2 separate regions of the Homo sapiens genome follow, and region 1 is linked to region 2. The links are chromatin contacts, found by Hi-C or POLR2A ChIA-PET in ENCODE. All regions are on one chromosome and are shown on one strand. Each heading gives the region's core, a stretch centred on a gene start or an enhancer-like site at or near the end of the contact. The rest is flanking DNA. Distances are from core to core; before and after follow the strand shown. Region 1 has its middle 25 kb from the start of SLC6A7. Region 2 overlaps PPARGC1B (PPARG coactivator 1 beta).

Evidence for each region. A loop is a pair of places that touch in the nucleus more often than their neighbours do. ChIA-PET counts read pairs that join two places held with the same protein, here RNA polymerase II (POLR2A). Pooled maps may share reads with other maps.
Region 1: a loop to region 2 is called in a map of mammary epithelial cell, with 6 times the contacts of the local background. The contact joins two enhancer-like sites. A Hi-C loop is called at or near these places in 3 of 168 maps with a recorded cell type or tissue (chondrocyte, heart left ventricle and mammary epithelial cell), 1 of 37 single-sample maps with no recorded cell type and 10 of 50 pooled maps. POLR2A ChIA-PET finds 5 or more read pairs at or near these places in 1 of 52 experiments (GM12878).

What each region holds. Positions count from the first base shown.
Region 1 is chr5:150,211,694-150,219,233 of GRCh38, forward strand. No RefSeq gene overlaps it. Among named protein-coding and RNA genes, the nearest start is that of SLC6A7, 25 kb to the left of the region's middle. Within about 2 kb of position 5,543, at least 2 of the 41 ENCODE cell types and tissues checked have a DNase peak (open chromatin) inside an H3K27ac peak, as active enhancers do.
Region 2 is chr5:149,849,200-149,855,893 of GRCh38, forward strand. PPARGC1B (PPARG coactivator 1 beta) reads left to right here. Exons shown (of 12, transcript NM_133263.4): 12 at 1-5,823. Among named protein-coding and RNA genes, the nearest start is that of PDE6A, 92 kb to the right of the region's middle. Within about 2 kb of position 3,997, at least 4 of the 41 ENCODE cell types and tissues checked have a DNase peak (open chromatin) inside an H3K27ac peak, as active enhancers do.

The DNA of each region.
Region 1 (7,540 bases), core at 4,293-6,792, 360 kb after region 2:
TGGGGCTCTGGGTGAGGGGAAAGAGATGAATTTGCTAATTTGCAAAGCGTGTGAGAATGGTCTTCAGAATTCAGGTGCTTCTTCCCACGGGGCAGGCTCCAGCCCTGCTGGCAGCGCCCTGGTACTCAGCCTTCTCAGCATGCCCTGTCTGGGGAGGAGGTGCTCTCTGCCTGGACACGGGGCCATGGACTTTCGAATATTCCTCACCAGCCTCTCGGCTGCAGCCAGGTGTCCTGGGAGTCAGGAAAGGAGCATCTTGGGAGTCTAGGCTTCCTTTCTCCTCAGATTCCAAGTGTGAGATTGGAGGGTTGTAGGAGTCCATGGGTCCCACCAGCTTCACTTCCTCCTGCCTCCCCAACCCCTGCCCACTCCTGCCACCGGGCCTGCGGTCCCTGTCCTGCCCTCCCTGGCCCAGTCTTCCAGTTTCTCCTGCTTTTTCCATTTCCTCTACTCTCAGACAGCTTTTCCTGCCGCTCTACCTTCTCCTCCCTCCGTCGCCGGCAACATCTCCCAACTGCTCCGGTCCTGATCCCTGTATTGACTTTAGGTCTCCCTGGCTCAGAACAGCCCCCAGCCTGGCCCTGATTACAGTGGGAACTGACTGGGGAACAGGCAGCTCCAGCTGGGGGAACCCACGACAGCATAGCAGGCAGCTCAGAGAAAACATCAGCCCTGTCTGGAGTAGGATCCCACCCTGCAAACCTCGAATGTCCTACCCGGCAGCAAACTCACATCCTACAGGGCCAGCCAGGAACCTGGGTGAGGAAAGCTGTTGGTATGAGCGGGAGAATATGTGGCAACTGACCCTCCGTGAGTGCTGGAGAGGCAAGAGGGAGTGGTAGGGACTGTGGTGAACTAGAGAAGAAAGCACGCCTATCTTAAGAGGGAGGCCACCTCTCAGAAGTGTGGGCCCAGGCTGCCAGATCTCCGGGCTTTTTAAGGGCAGCTGGAAATCTGGATTTTTATGAGAAATTTCCCAATGTGCAATGTGGATGACTGATTTAAAAGTTGTAAGCATGAGCCCGGGCGGGGTGGCTCACGCTTGTAATCCCAGCACTTTGGGAGGCCAAGGCGGGCAGATCACGAGGTCAGGAGATCGAGACCATCCTGGCTAACACGGTGAAACCCCATCTACTAAAAATACAAAAAATTAGCTGGGCACGGTGGCTCGTGCCTGTAGTCCCAGCTACTCTGGAGGCTGAGGCAGGAGAATCGCTTGAACCCAGGAGGCAGAGGTTGCAGTGAGCCGAGATCATGCCACTGCACTCCAGCCTGGGGGACAGAGAGAGACTCCATCTCAAAAAAAAAAAAAAAAGTTGTAAGCCCAGCTCAGTTAGGGCCTCCTGTCAGCCTCTCTGCAGGCTGACTGTTCTGCAGTCTCAAGGGATGAGCAGCCTAGAGGGTTTACCCAGGTCCCATGGGGAGAATGTTCTGGAGCTGAGGCCGGACCCCAGGGCTCTCCACCCTCACTCAGTCCTCTAATGTCCGGTCTCATCTGACCTGTGTGTCCATGGACCCCTGAACTTGGGAGGCTGGTGTGGAGCCTTGGGAGGCATCGTACGTGCCTGGCTGGAGTGTGGGGTAGGCTGCCCCGGGGCCCTTCATTCCTGTTCTGGGGCTTGTTAGAGGGTGCCCTTGGGCACCAGGAAATGCTGAGATGAGAAGCCTGGCTATACACAGCCACTGCCAACGTGTGGTCTCTGTGGCGGGGAAGGAGGGAAGGCAGTGGAGGGGCAGGGGCTCCTACCCACACCATTAGGTCAGCCATATTCCCGAGGCCAAGTGAGGGTCAACAGGCTCCAGGGGTCACACTGGTTACCTGAGTGTTTGGTCTTCAGTGGGCCCTGAGCCCTGTGTTCCTGTCCATCACCCCAGCCCAGCTTATGCTCCTGAGCAGGTCCCGGCTGTCCTGCCTTCCAACCTTGGCTTAGGCAGGGCCTTCCGCCTTGATCCAGTGTCTTCCCGCCCACCCGTTGGGATCCTAGCCATCCTTTAAGTCCCTCCTAAATATACCCTCCCCTGTAAGCCTTCCTCAATTCCCTAACCAGATGTGGACGCCTAGAATCTTCAGGGGGTCTGACTCAGCCCGACATCTGGTGAGTCCTGACAGCCCAGCCCTGCCTGCCCAGGGCACTCACATCCTTTTGAGACAGTGCATTTTGTTTCCACATAGTGAAGACTCTCCTTGGACCCCAGAGTGCTTTGGGGCCACAGCAGGGCATGGTGCAGAGGCCTCAGGCTGCTCAGCCACACTGATCTGGATTTATTTCCTCCCTGGCTGTGTGGTCTTGGGGAAGTCACTTAACCTCTCTAAGCTCTCATTCTTTTACCTGTAAAATGTGGGCAATGACAGCTCCTACCACGTAGCAGCATCACCCATTGGCTTGGTGGGCATGTGATACACATTTATTGATTGGAGGAACACACTTGTGTCTACCATCTCTGTCCCACTACCAACTCCTCCAGGACAGAGACTGGACTCTCCTCATCTCTCAGTCGCCCCAGTGACTCCACAAGGCTGGTTCACAGCTTTGCACCATGAAGCATCAAACTGAACACAGTTCTTGGGTGGCTCTAGGGATATCCAGCAAAGAGTTAAGACAGTTGCAGGCCCCTCAGAATCCCACGTGACCCTTAGTTGCTGAGCCCCAGGGTCTGCGGTAGACAGGCTCCTCCAGACTCATTTTTTGCTGGTGGCTCATGGAAAGTTTGGTTCTTTGAGCTCCAGCCCACTCCCTCTGGGGCCTGAGTCCTCGCTGAAGCTGGTCCTGCCCTGGAAGGGCATCCAGGGCTGGCTGCCCGTCTGCGGATCCTTGGCCAACAGTCCCCCCTGCTCTGTCTCCGCCTGACTTCCTGCTGCCTTGGCCTTCTCCCCCAGGACAGAGCAGCAGCCCGCCCCCTCTGGCCACAGGGAGGCCTTTTCTCAGCACCCCCATTCAGAATCACTTTTTGTTTTGGGAAAGAAAGCCTTTTCCTGCTCAAGTCCATAGGCTCTGTGAGCAGCAACCCTAGAAAATTGCAGCCAGGGAGCCAGGTTCAGTGGCTGGTGCCTGTAATCCCAGCTGCTCAGGAGGCAGAGGCCATAGGACCGCTTGAGGCCAAGAGTTCGAGACTAGCTTGGGCGATGTACCAAGACCTCATCTCTACATTTTTTAGAAGCCAGGCTTAGTGGTTTGTGCCTGTAGTCTCAGCTACTCAGGAGGCTGAGGTGGGAGGATTGCTTTTGTTGTTGTTGTTTTGTGGAGTTTTTTTGAGACAGGTTCTCCTTCTATCAGCCAGGCCGGAGTGCAATGGCACAATCACAGCTCACTGCAGCCTTGACCTCCCAGGCTCAAGCGATCCTCCCACCTCAGCCTCCCTACTAGCTAGGATCACAGGTGTACACCACCACGCCAGCAATTTTTTTTTTTTTTTTCTGTAGAGACAGGGTCTCACTTTGTTGTCCAGGCTGGTCTGGAACTCCTGGGCTCAAGCAATCTTCCTGTCTCAGCCTCCAAAGTGTTAGGATTACAGGTTTAAGCCACCTTACCCAGCTGGGAGGATCTCTTGAGTGACAGGCTAAGAACCTTCTCTAAAAAGAAAAGAAAACTGTGGGCAGTAGGAGCCAAGGAGGCTTTAGGCATCTGCTGGTCAGAGTGGAACCCTGGCTCCATGGCCCCTCTGAATCTGCTGCTTCACCTCTCTGAACCCCGGTGTTCTCAGATGTGAAAGGGGAGAATAGCTTTCCCTTGGCAGGGGATTAAATGAGATAAATTAGATGCTCAATACATATTTTTAAAATGTGATCAAAGTGCTTAGCACAAAATGTGGCATGCAGGAACCCTCTAGATGGGATGCATCTCATTAGCCAGCTCTCCCTTGTACAGATAAGGAAACTGAGGCTCAGCTCCCACCTCCAACCAGCCTGGGGAGAAAGAGGCTGGGAGTTGGTGTGCCTGGAGCCAGGGACAGGCTAAACTGGAGGCCCAGGCTTGCCAGCACCATCTGTGTGCCCTGAGGACCCAGCCTCAGTGTCCCCATCTATAAAACAAGTGGGTTGAACAAGGACAGAGGGCTCTGCAGAGGTGCCTTGGTGGAGGGAGGTGAGGAAAAGGGAGCTCTCTGCTCCCACCCACTCCATGCAGCCTTCTGCTGGGGACCATGCCACGGGAGCTAGGGAGGGGAGCAGCACCCCTCTTCGGAGATGGATTGGGATTGGCTCTGCCTAGTAGGAAGGAAGTCTCAGTTCTCTTGCAGAATGAGTTTAAGGATTCAGAGCCCTGAAGGTTTTTCCAGTGAGCCAAATGCCCTGCCCAATCACTAGGAGTAGGGGGATACAGGGTGAGCGTGGGCACAGCAATAAAATCATCACAGTCCCAAGCCTGGCTTGACCTTGATTCTGCTGATCCGAGGTCAGGGTCTCAGAGAGCTTTGGGGCTTAGGGTGGTAGGACTTAGAGGCAGGGGAGGGGCCTATGGTCAATATTGATCTAGCTGAGTCAGGGGAGGACAGGGAAGTGGGAAGCCTGGGGTGGGGCTCCCTGATAACTGCATCTTCAGGCTGCCATTGTGACTGTGGAAACGGGGTGGGGACAATGCGGGGAGGGGGAAGGGATGCTCCATGCAAATTCCCAAACCTGGGCTTTTACTAAAACTACAGCTGCCTGGACCCCTGCCCAGAAGAATGGCTCTTATTCTGTGAGGGTGGGGCCCAAAACATCTGTGTGTTTAGCAAACTCCCTGGTGAATCTGCAGCAGCCAGCTCAGTTCTCACATATGGGGCCCACAGGTTCAGTGTCATTGTAATATGAGGAAACGAAGGCCCAGAGAGGGGATGTGACTCCTCCAAGGTCACTTTGGGAGAGGATGCTGACAGTCCTCCCTTTTCTCCTGGAAGGAAGGAGTCATCCCCCTCCAGCTCCCTCCACCTCCAGTTGAGGCCCTGGGTCTGGGAAGGAATGGCTGGGCCAGGGCGTCCTGAGGGAAGTGGCCTCTGAGACTTTGGTGGCCCTGGGTGGAGAAGGGAGGGCAGGGCTGGTCCCAGGAGGAAGGACAAGGAGAGGGCATTTCCACGGGACTGGACCTGCCCCACCCTGCCCTATGCACACCCCCCAGCACCTGCCAGGGGATGTTTCCTGAAAGATTTAGCACAACCCATGCCCTGAGAAGGCACCACATCATGGCAGATTCGGGGCTCACTCAGCCCTTAGACACCTCCGGCCCCCATGGCCTCCTCCCAAGCCTGTTCTGCTCACCCTGCCGCCACAGTTCTGGGCTCCCAGCCTTTGCTCTGGCCTCCACACTCTCCCTGCCTCCATCCCATCAAGCACCCCACGAAGTTTTATCCAGCCCAGTCACCATCTCTCCTTCTCCTTCCTCTGGGCTCCTGCACACTTTGCACCTCCAGATCCAGCCCCCATCCCAGCCTTCCTTGAGTTCTTGCTCTTTGCATGTCTCTCACTGTCTGGAATGGCATCAGAGATTCTTGGGGGACAGAAGTCATGAGACAGGTCTAGCTTATCACTGAGCCCTCCTTGGAGCCCAGCCCAGCCACAGCATGCCCCAGGGAAGCAGGTGTGGGAAGCAGGTGTGGGAAGCAGGTGTTCACAGCAGCTGAGAGCCTCAATCTCACCTCCCTCCCTCGTGCCCTGGGCCATCTTGGGTGGGTTCCTTTCCTCTGGGCACCTTCTTATTAACGGAATAAAGAGAATAGTAGTGCCCTCAGTGGAGGGGTATGCTGAAGATTGAGAGAGCACCTATAAAAGAGGTGGGGCGTGCCTGGCACTCAGTCAGTTCCCACTGTTAACCGTTGTTATTTCTGGGTGGGTGGAATACTCATGCCCACACAGCCTCCACTCCTCCTTCATTCCAGGGGCACATCTGCTAGGGGTCTTCTCTATGCAAGAATGACAGTATCTGCCACGTACATCCGGAGCACGGACAAGATGCTGTCCTGCCTTCAAGGAGCACACAGTTCTGCAGAAACTTGCTTAGGTGACTTCAAACCAGAGATCTGTGGTGAGGAAGGTGGAGCAGATTGTGGAAGCCCATGGAGGGACCTAGCCCAGGGACGGGGGAGGCTGGGGAGGGTGAGGGAACTTCCCAGAGAAGATGCTGGAGCCATGTCCTGAAGGGTGAGAAGGTGTCACAGTGCGCTCAGTGGGAAAATGCAAGGGAAATGGCCCTCTGCAGTGCCCTTTGGAGTATGGAGACTGTGGGTGTAGACAACCGAGAGAGAAGACAGTAGCTGGAAGGGGACAGAGTGTCAAAAGGGGAGGAGGTCCTAAGAATCCCAGTCACTCCTCGCTGGCTGTCCAGAGACCAGGGACAGGGCAGCACCGACCAGGGCAGGGGAGGCCCCTGGAGGGAACAGAGCACTGTGCTCTGAGTTAGAAGGCTGGGGTGAGCACTGGTCAGAGTCTTGCAAGAAGTCTCTTTGCCTTTGAGTCTCATCATTTTCATCTTCAAAATAGGACTGTTGTAACTAGGACAAGAGGTGTTGTGAAAGCACTTTGTGAACTGTAGAGCATCATTCTCCTGTGAGATAATAATAGTGTTTTAAGTGGAGTCGGTACTTTTTGAGAGTTAAAGGATATCTCACAGGGCATGGTAGACGTACTAGGGCCAAGGACTGCCTGAAACCTGCTCCTGTGCTGCCACCTGCTGGTGAAGGGACACAATGACCACCCAAGCCCTCAAAGCTTTCTGCAGGGGCCAGGCAGGAGCCACTGGGGCAAGTGAAGGCAGGGCTGGGAGGACGCCTGCCACTAAACCCTTGAGGACATCGGTGATGTCCGCAATAATAAAAAACTCTTCATTTTTTACTATTGGCATCTAATTCAAATTTAAAACATCATCCGCAAAGGTGGCAAATGGAAGCCCCCAAGCCTCTCTTGCTTTTCTCAGCCTTGGCCTGTGTTCTTACTGTGAAGGTCCTCCCCTGTGTGCAAGGGGCACACTCCCTATAGACACTGCCCCTGGCCATTCCACACACCAGCAGTGAGGATAGACCCGGAAGGCAGCTGGTGCAGGGATTCTGGAGTGCCAGGCACCCGGAGTATGGTCTAGAGGGAACTGTGGGCTCCGATGGGCACCTTTCCTTGGCCCCGTGGCATCCAGGCCTCTGGGCAATGGATGGGTGACCAGCTTGTCTGGTTGGCCTGGTGCTGTCCTGTTTTGAGCACTGAAAATCTCACACAGGTATCTGGGAAGGTTGGCCACTCTACCGTGGCCTGAAGGTGGCCAAAGCCTCTGCATCACCACTTTGGCTCTGCCCTGCCAGAAGCCAGCAGCTCGGGCTCCAAGGACCAAAGTGTCCCAGGCACTAGGTCCAGACATATGTTTATGGGTAAAGAGACCCTTCCTCCCCTTCCCCATTCTTTAAAGCACTCTCTGGCATGGTGAGTCCTGAGCACTCATCTGTGAGGCTGGGCTGAGGGAAGAGAATGGGTGGGGGACTTGTGGAATAACCTCCACATTGTACAGGGAAACTGAGGCCCAGAGGAGAAGAACCTTGCCCCAGGGCCCAAGAGAGGCTTTAGCTCTTGGCTGCTCAGGCAACC
Region 2 (6,694 bases), core at 2,747-5,246:
AATTGACGTTTTTAAAGATTATCAAATACCTCAGTAGGTAAAATGAGCCCATGATCTTCCACTGAGTGGTGAGCATACTCCCAGCCCATGGACAAGGCCGGAAGAGACAGGCTTTAGTAGGGGTAGGGAATTTGAACTGTTGTGTGTCACAGCAGTTGACCTCTCTGGACTCCAATTTCCTTTCCTGTGAAATGAACTGATTAGACATGTTTCAACATTGTTAGCTTCTGCTGAGGCAGTGTCTAGCCCAAGATGGCAAATACATAGCTCATGTGCCACTACTCCCACCTCCTTGACCAATACAGACATAACTAATCAATCACACCACTCAGGTTCCCTGAGCCTGGATGTGCTATAAGAATCCTGAAATCAGTGCTCTGGTAAGTCATTACTAATTGATTAGAGTTCAATCTATTTGACATCTTGGGCTAATCTTTGGAAGGTTTCCAACAATCACACAAAACCATATGCTGGCTGGGTTTCATGCTGGCCTATCCCTGTCTGTGATGTTCCGTTCCATGAGAGAAAACTCCCCTAATGCTATTCCATGGCGTAACACTCCCAATACTATTTTGACGCCCACGTCCCCTTGCAGAGGGTGCAGGGGGCGGTAGACGAATGACAGACAGGAACATATTTGGGGAAGGCAGGGCTTAGGAAGATGGACCAAAAAGGGACTTCCCACAGCACAGACCTGATCATTCGGATTTCCTCTTTAGCTATTCACTGCCTAGCACATAGTAGGCACACAATAAATGATTATGGAATGGGATAAAATTTAGATCTTTCTGCTGCCTCCACTAAGTTAAGTCCTGATTTACATCAAGGAGAGAACTGAGATAGGAAAGAACACTAGATTCCAAGTCTGGAGAGTTGGGGGAGTCCAGATTCTACCAAGAATTTCCTTTGTAACTTTGGTAAGTCCCTTTTACTCCCTGGCACCCCGGTGTGCTGAAAGGAGTTGGTCCATATATGATCTCTTAGCCCCTCCTATTTGCTTCTTCCTTGATTGCTCTTGGTCAAAGGGTCAGCCTTGGGCTGGTGATACTTTAGAGTAAAGAAATGGAGAGTTTTAGCAAAGGACCAGTCTGTCCCTCCCTGCTTTGGGGTCAGCTAAAGCTGTCCTTTCATGTCAGATTAACCTAGGACACTTGTAGTTAGCTTAGACGTTGGCCCTTGAGCAGAGACCTGAGCGTGGCATTGGGACATGACATACCTAAAGTCAGGGCTAGGGGACGCTGCCTGCCAAGGGCATCGAGTAGTCTCTACTTGCTATCCCGTACATAAAATGCTACAAGTTCTAAAATTTACCGACCCTGCAGACAACCTCTATCCCGAAGGACTCATTCGGTGCTGTGTATTATTTAGGGCAACTCCAAGGTCTATTCAGAAAAACGAGTGAACCTTGGTCTCTTTCCCACCAAATTGAGGAGTAACCCAGAGGGAGCAGCTGCCATTGGCAACCATCTCGTTGTAGCTCTGTCCTAGTGTTTGCTCTTGATGATGTTTACATGTGATCGCCATAAAGCTTGCTGTAGACTGTGTCGATAGCCGCCCGCACAGGGCAGGTCGTACTGTCCGTTTCTGTGCCGTGCTGGTGTTTTCCAAAAATGTCTGATCCAACCACTAAGTGGAATTCTTCCATCTCCTTCCTCAGTCTGTACAAGGCTGAATCAGAATCCCCATTCTCGGGGGCTCTGGTTACCGAAGGAAAATGCATCAAAGAGTTAAAGAATATGAGTGGATGGAGTGCAGCTAAGGCCCCCACCCCCTGCTCCGTCACAACTTGCCCCCTCAACCAAAAAGCTGCTTTGAGTCAAAAAGCACCCATAAGATACCTGCATCTGCCTTGAAATCTTGCAGCATGGAGTGTCATATGTACTCAGGAGAGAGGCAGGGCTTTGCGGGCAGGAGAAGGAAGGGAGGAATGCTCTGAGCTGCAAAGACCCAGTACTCAAGTTCTGACGTGGGAGGAGATGCAGTGAGACGTCTCTTGTTGCCTAAAGCCTGTTCCTGTTGGTTTTCTTAGAGTGATTTCTCCTAGACATGTGCAGTAGGCCCACTGGGGCTGCTGTGCAGTGGTGAGTAAAAGGGCAGGGAAGGCATGGACAGCCTGGTCCTTCTGCATGGACAGCTCAGTCCATGGCCCATCCCAGGTATAGAGTTCAGTTAATCCCATTTGAGCCTGCAGCTTAAGAGATGGCTCATCCTAACTGTGAAGCAAAATCAGCCCCAGAGGATGTATTGATCTGACTCACTGATGTCAAAATTGCAGTATTTTTTTAGCATTTGAGATTTAGCAGCTGCCTTCAGTTTGGGGTTACCCACATCCCAGCATCAGATATGATTAAGGAAAGAAATTGGATGTACAACAGCAAAGAAAGTGAATGTCATGGTTTCCCTGGCCAAAGAAGAGGGACCCTGTCATCCTTACCAATGGGGAAGAAGAAAACTAGTGCATGTGCAATATGTCAAAGTTAGTCCCCTAGTCCCTGAGGGGTTTTTACACACAGATGGGCTCCAGGTCTGCTCGTCAAGTTTGGAGGTACCGGGTAAATGGAGGGGAGCTGCAGAGTTGGAAACCCACATGCATGGATGTGTCCTTGGCCCAGAACCACCATGGGATGGGGGAGGCCCTGAGCCGGCTACAAGACACCCAGGAAGTAGGCAAAGGCTGACTTTGCATTAAACAATAAAAGCACTTTGAGAAAACCCCAACACTTCAGCCTGGGTCCGTGTTTCTACACTGGAAAATACGAGTCTCCTTTGGCTGTGTGAAGTGATCTTCTAGAGACTGGGACAGGGAGTTTGGGAATGGGGCTGCTGTCAGGTAGGAGAGAGCAGAGATGCCTTTGGAGATGTCAGCAGCAGGAGAGCCAGTGCTGGGGCCAACCCTTTGCTGGCCTTTTGTTGGAAGCCCTTGAAACAGGGAGCCATGGGTTTAGATCTTGGTACCTACCTTTACAGAAAGATGAAAACAGCCCAGCTGAGTGAAATGAGTTTGTAGAGTAAGTCACTTAACTGTAAGCCATCTCAGAATCAGAAACCCTAATGTTTCTTACTTGCTATGTGACCTTGGGCCCCTGTTTCCTCATCTACCAAATGAGAATGTTGAATATGAGCATTAAAGTCCCTTTCACCTCTGAGAGGCTCAGATCCCCAACCAGGAGCATTGGGAATCCATCACTCCTCCTTGAAACTGATTCCATTCTCTGACTTGACCCAGCTCCTGTTCAGGGTGAGGGTTCTCTGCAAGAACCAACCAGCAGTAGGTTCAATCCCACTGTGTCCTGGCTGAGTTGCCTTATCCAAGAAGACCAGCTCCCCGGGACAGATCTAAGCCATAGTTTCTAGTGGGGACAGTAAGGAATTAAACCCCCAACTTGGCTAGGTAACGATGTCAAATCTCACATTAACCTTGTCTTTGTCCCCACTGGATAGCTGTTAATCCGAATGTTGTGACCATTTGGCTGTTTCTCTCTTGTTCTCAGACAATACTAGCAATACACTTTTTTTTTTTTTTTTTAAAGAAAAACAGCTTAGGAGCTTTTCACACATTTCTTTCAAATGATTGTAAAACATATGGGGCAACAGGAGGCATTGATCGCGCTGCATATGTTTAGGGCAGCTTTTGTTTTTTGTTTCTTTAATGGTATAGCAGCAGTGACTGAGCCTTCGTGATTCCTGGGGACAGCTTTTCAGATACTCTGTTTCATCAGTATGCTTTGCACATCCGGAAGGAGTACAAAAATCCAACTGCCCAAATTTGGGGCTTGGAAAATAGGTTTTATAGGTGGTCGGTCCCTGGGCTGTGCAACAACTCCTCAAAGAGGGGTTTATATAACTAGAACCCCCCTGGGCTGTATTTTTGGTCAAAGGAGTCTCCAAGGCGGCTTACAAAAGCTTCCTTTTTCACTTGACCACCCTTGCTCATTGGTTACTTGTGAAGGGAATTGGTCAGTTTCCACCTCAGCACTTTGCCTTATCAACATGCGGTCGCCATCTAGTGGCCAAAGGTTGTCTCCACCAGCTACCCAGATGGAAGGCAAATAAATCCTTTCGGCCACCCTGCTGTCCATCGTGAACTTTGGGAATGAAATATAATGGCCTGAACGAACTGCCTTTGTGTTCAGAGATCAGTGCAACACTAGGGTCAGAAGACTCCAGAAGCAGCCACTTAGTAGACTCTCACGCAGAACTGAGAAATGCACTAGCTGTCCTGTGGGCAGAAGAGACAGGAGTGGACCAGGAGAGGTCCAGGTGCCCGGGAAGGGTTTACTGTAACTGCAATACTGGCAGCCCAGCTGCTGACCTTGTTAAGTAAACCTTTGCTGGGTGGTCCGAATTCTGCCCTCAAGGCAAGATAAGAAGTTGGGTGTAAGGATTTTGTGGGGGGCCTGGCCATGATCTTTGATATGATCCCCGAATAGCCAAATAGTTTTTTTTGTTCAATTTTTTGTTTCTGTATTTTGTATTTTTAAAATCTTGTCAAATGTTTTTGTGTTAGGAATAAAAAGTCATAAACTATTCCCAACTTTGTTTCTTGAGGGATGTTCTGATTCCAATGGAAACAGGTGGGAAATCTCAAGGGGAGCGTGGACAAGGTGGTATGTGCAGCAGGGGAATAGACTGCTTGGATTTCCAAATGGTTTCTGGGGAAGATGACCATCCAGAAGTCCAGCTTAGTGCAGTCTGCTCTGGAATTCACACCCACCCCCTCGCCTCCTTGTGCCATGTTGTTAGCATTGGCTTGGAGCATCTGCTTCTTCCAGAGGCAGCTGCTAATGTTGAAACCAACACGAGCCCTCTCCCCAACCCCAGGTTTCTAAAGAAGGTGTCTGTAGCCAGCCTTAATCAACTGGGCAAGGTGGTCCCTATGGTCCTTTCCAGCATTTCCAAATCTTGGACTCAAATTATTTTCTCTTGGTGTGACCACACAGCCTAGAGAATTCTGAGCAATAGGAGCCAGGGCTTTCCCTGACTCTGCGACAGGGTCAAACCAAGGAATGGCTAAACCTGTGAGGTTTTGTCATCCCCGGGGGTACTACTGTAGGGGGCATTATTTATTAGGAAGCTTAACAAGGTAACTACGGCCTGAGTGCGTGAGTGTAAGGCTGTGTTTGTGGTGGGGGTGTGTGTGTGTGTATCTGTGCACACATACACACGTCTGTGCCTGTGTGTGTGTGTTTGTGTGTGTGTGTGTGTGTGGAATTACATTGATGCATTTATTGAGAAAGGTGCAAGAATTTCACCTACACAGAGGGACACATCTGCTTTGTTATTTATAATAGAAAGCTAAATTTTAATTTTTTAAAGGACACTGCTAATGATTGAGAATCAAGTTTTTAGTTTTGCTATTTTTTTTAATTGGTAGAGGATTTTTATATATTTTTTCCATTTTGTTGGGTTGTGTCCTTATTTATATAAATACTTTATCCGTAAGAGGCAAGGAGGAAACCTTCTTTGCTTTTACATATTGTGGTTGTCATCGTCCCTATTTTATTTCTGGTGTGATTTCTCTGTCTTACCTTCTAAATGAGAAAATGTTTTCTTGTATTTGTACATTGTCAGATTCTATAGTTTCCTAGATAATTTAACCAAATTGCTCTATGTATTATTATTCTGTGAGTATAAAGTTCTATTTTAATGTCTGTAAATACTTCAGAACTGGCTTCTTTTCTCAAACTCCCACTGTGGGGTTATTGTTTACATCACAGAAACTGTAGAATCTCTATGCTCATGTACTGTAAATAGTGAAGTGATCTGCTTATAAATAAACTTAACAAATACACTATGGAGATTAAAAACAAAATACCACCCACAGCTTTGCCCATGTGTGTTTTTCCTTGTTGGTCCTGGGAGCTCATTGAGGGACACTCTGACCACTAAATGGGGAAGAGATTTCAGTTTTCAGCGTCACCTTCTCAGATAAGACCCCGGATGATGTCTGCTCCTCACCTCACCACACTTCTCCCTCCTTCAGAGCACTTTTCACAGTTCATAATATCCATTCGTGCCAGGCACAGGGGCTGAGGTGGGGGATCACTTGAGCCCAGGAGTTCAAGGCCAGCCTGGGCAACATAGTGAGACCCCCATCTCTGAAAAAGTAAAGTAAATAAAATATAATAAATAAATAAAATAACCATTCAGACTCATCTCACATAACAGCTGTTCCATGAACGACTTTTTGCCCTGACTTTTATAAAGCTATACCACTTTCTGAACAAAGACTTCCTTGTTTTGGTATATCAACTTTCACATAAGCACATTGAATAAATGCACTGTAGGAGGTATTTTGGCATTGTGGTTCCAGGCAAAACACTCATCAATTTGTAATTACAAAATGGTTTCTGGTCAGAGGATCTCATAGAGAGCAGGCCTGCATTGTGTGCGGTAATTGAATGAGCTCAGAACATTTTCCTTTGTGTACTTCCAGCAAGTAGGGTGAGGAAGTGGCATCTTCCAAGACTCTCAGTTGCGTGCCTGTGTGTTATTTCCTCACGTCTCAAAGGGGTTAGCCTGTATTTTGCCCTAAAGCTGTTTTTTGTGCTTTAACTTTATTTTTAAATGCCAGACACCCATAAGCCCCAAAGGGTTGAAACACTGGCAAAGAGAATTATATATAAACAAGAACAGGCTGGGCGCGGTGGCTCGCATCTGTAATCCCAGCACTTTGGGAGGCTGAGGCGGGCGG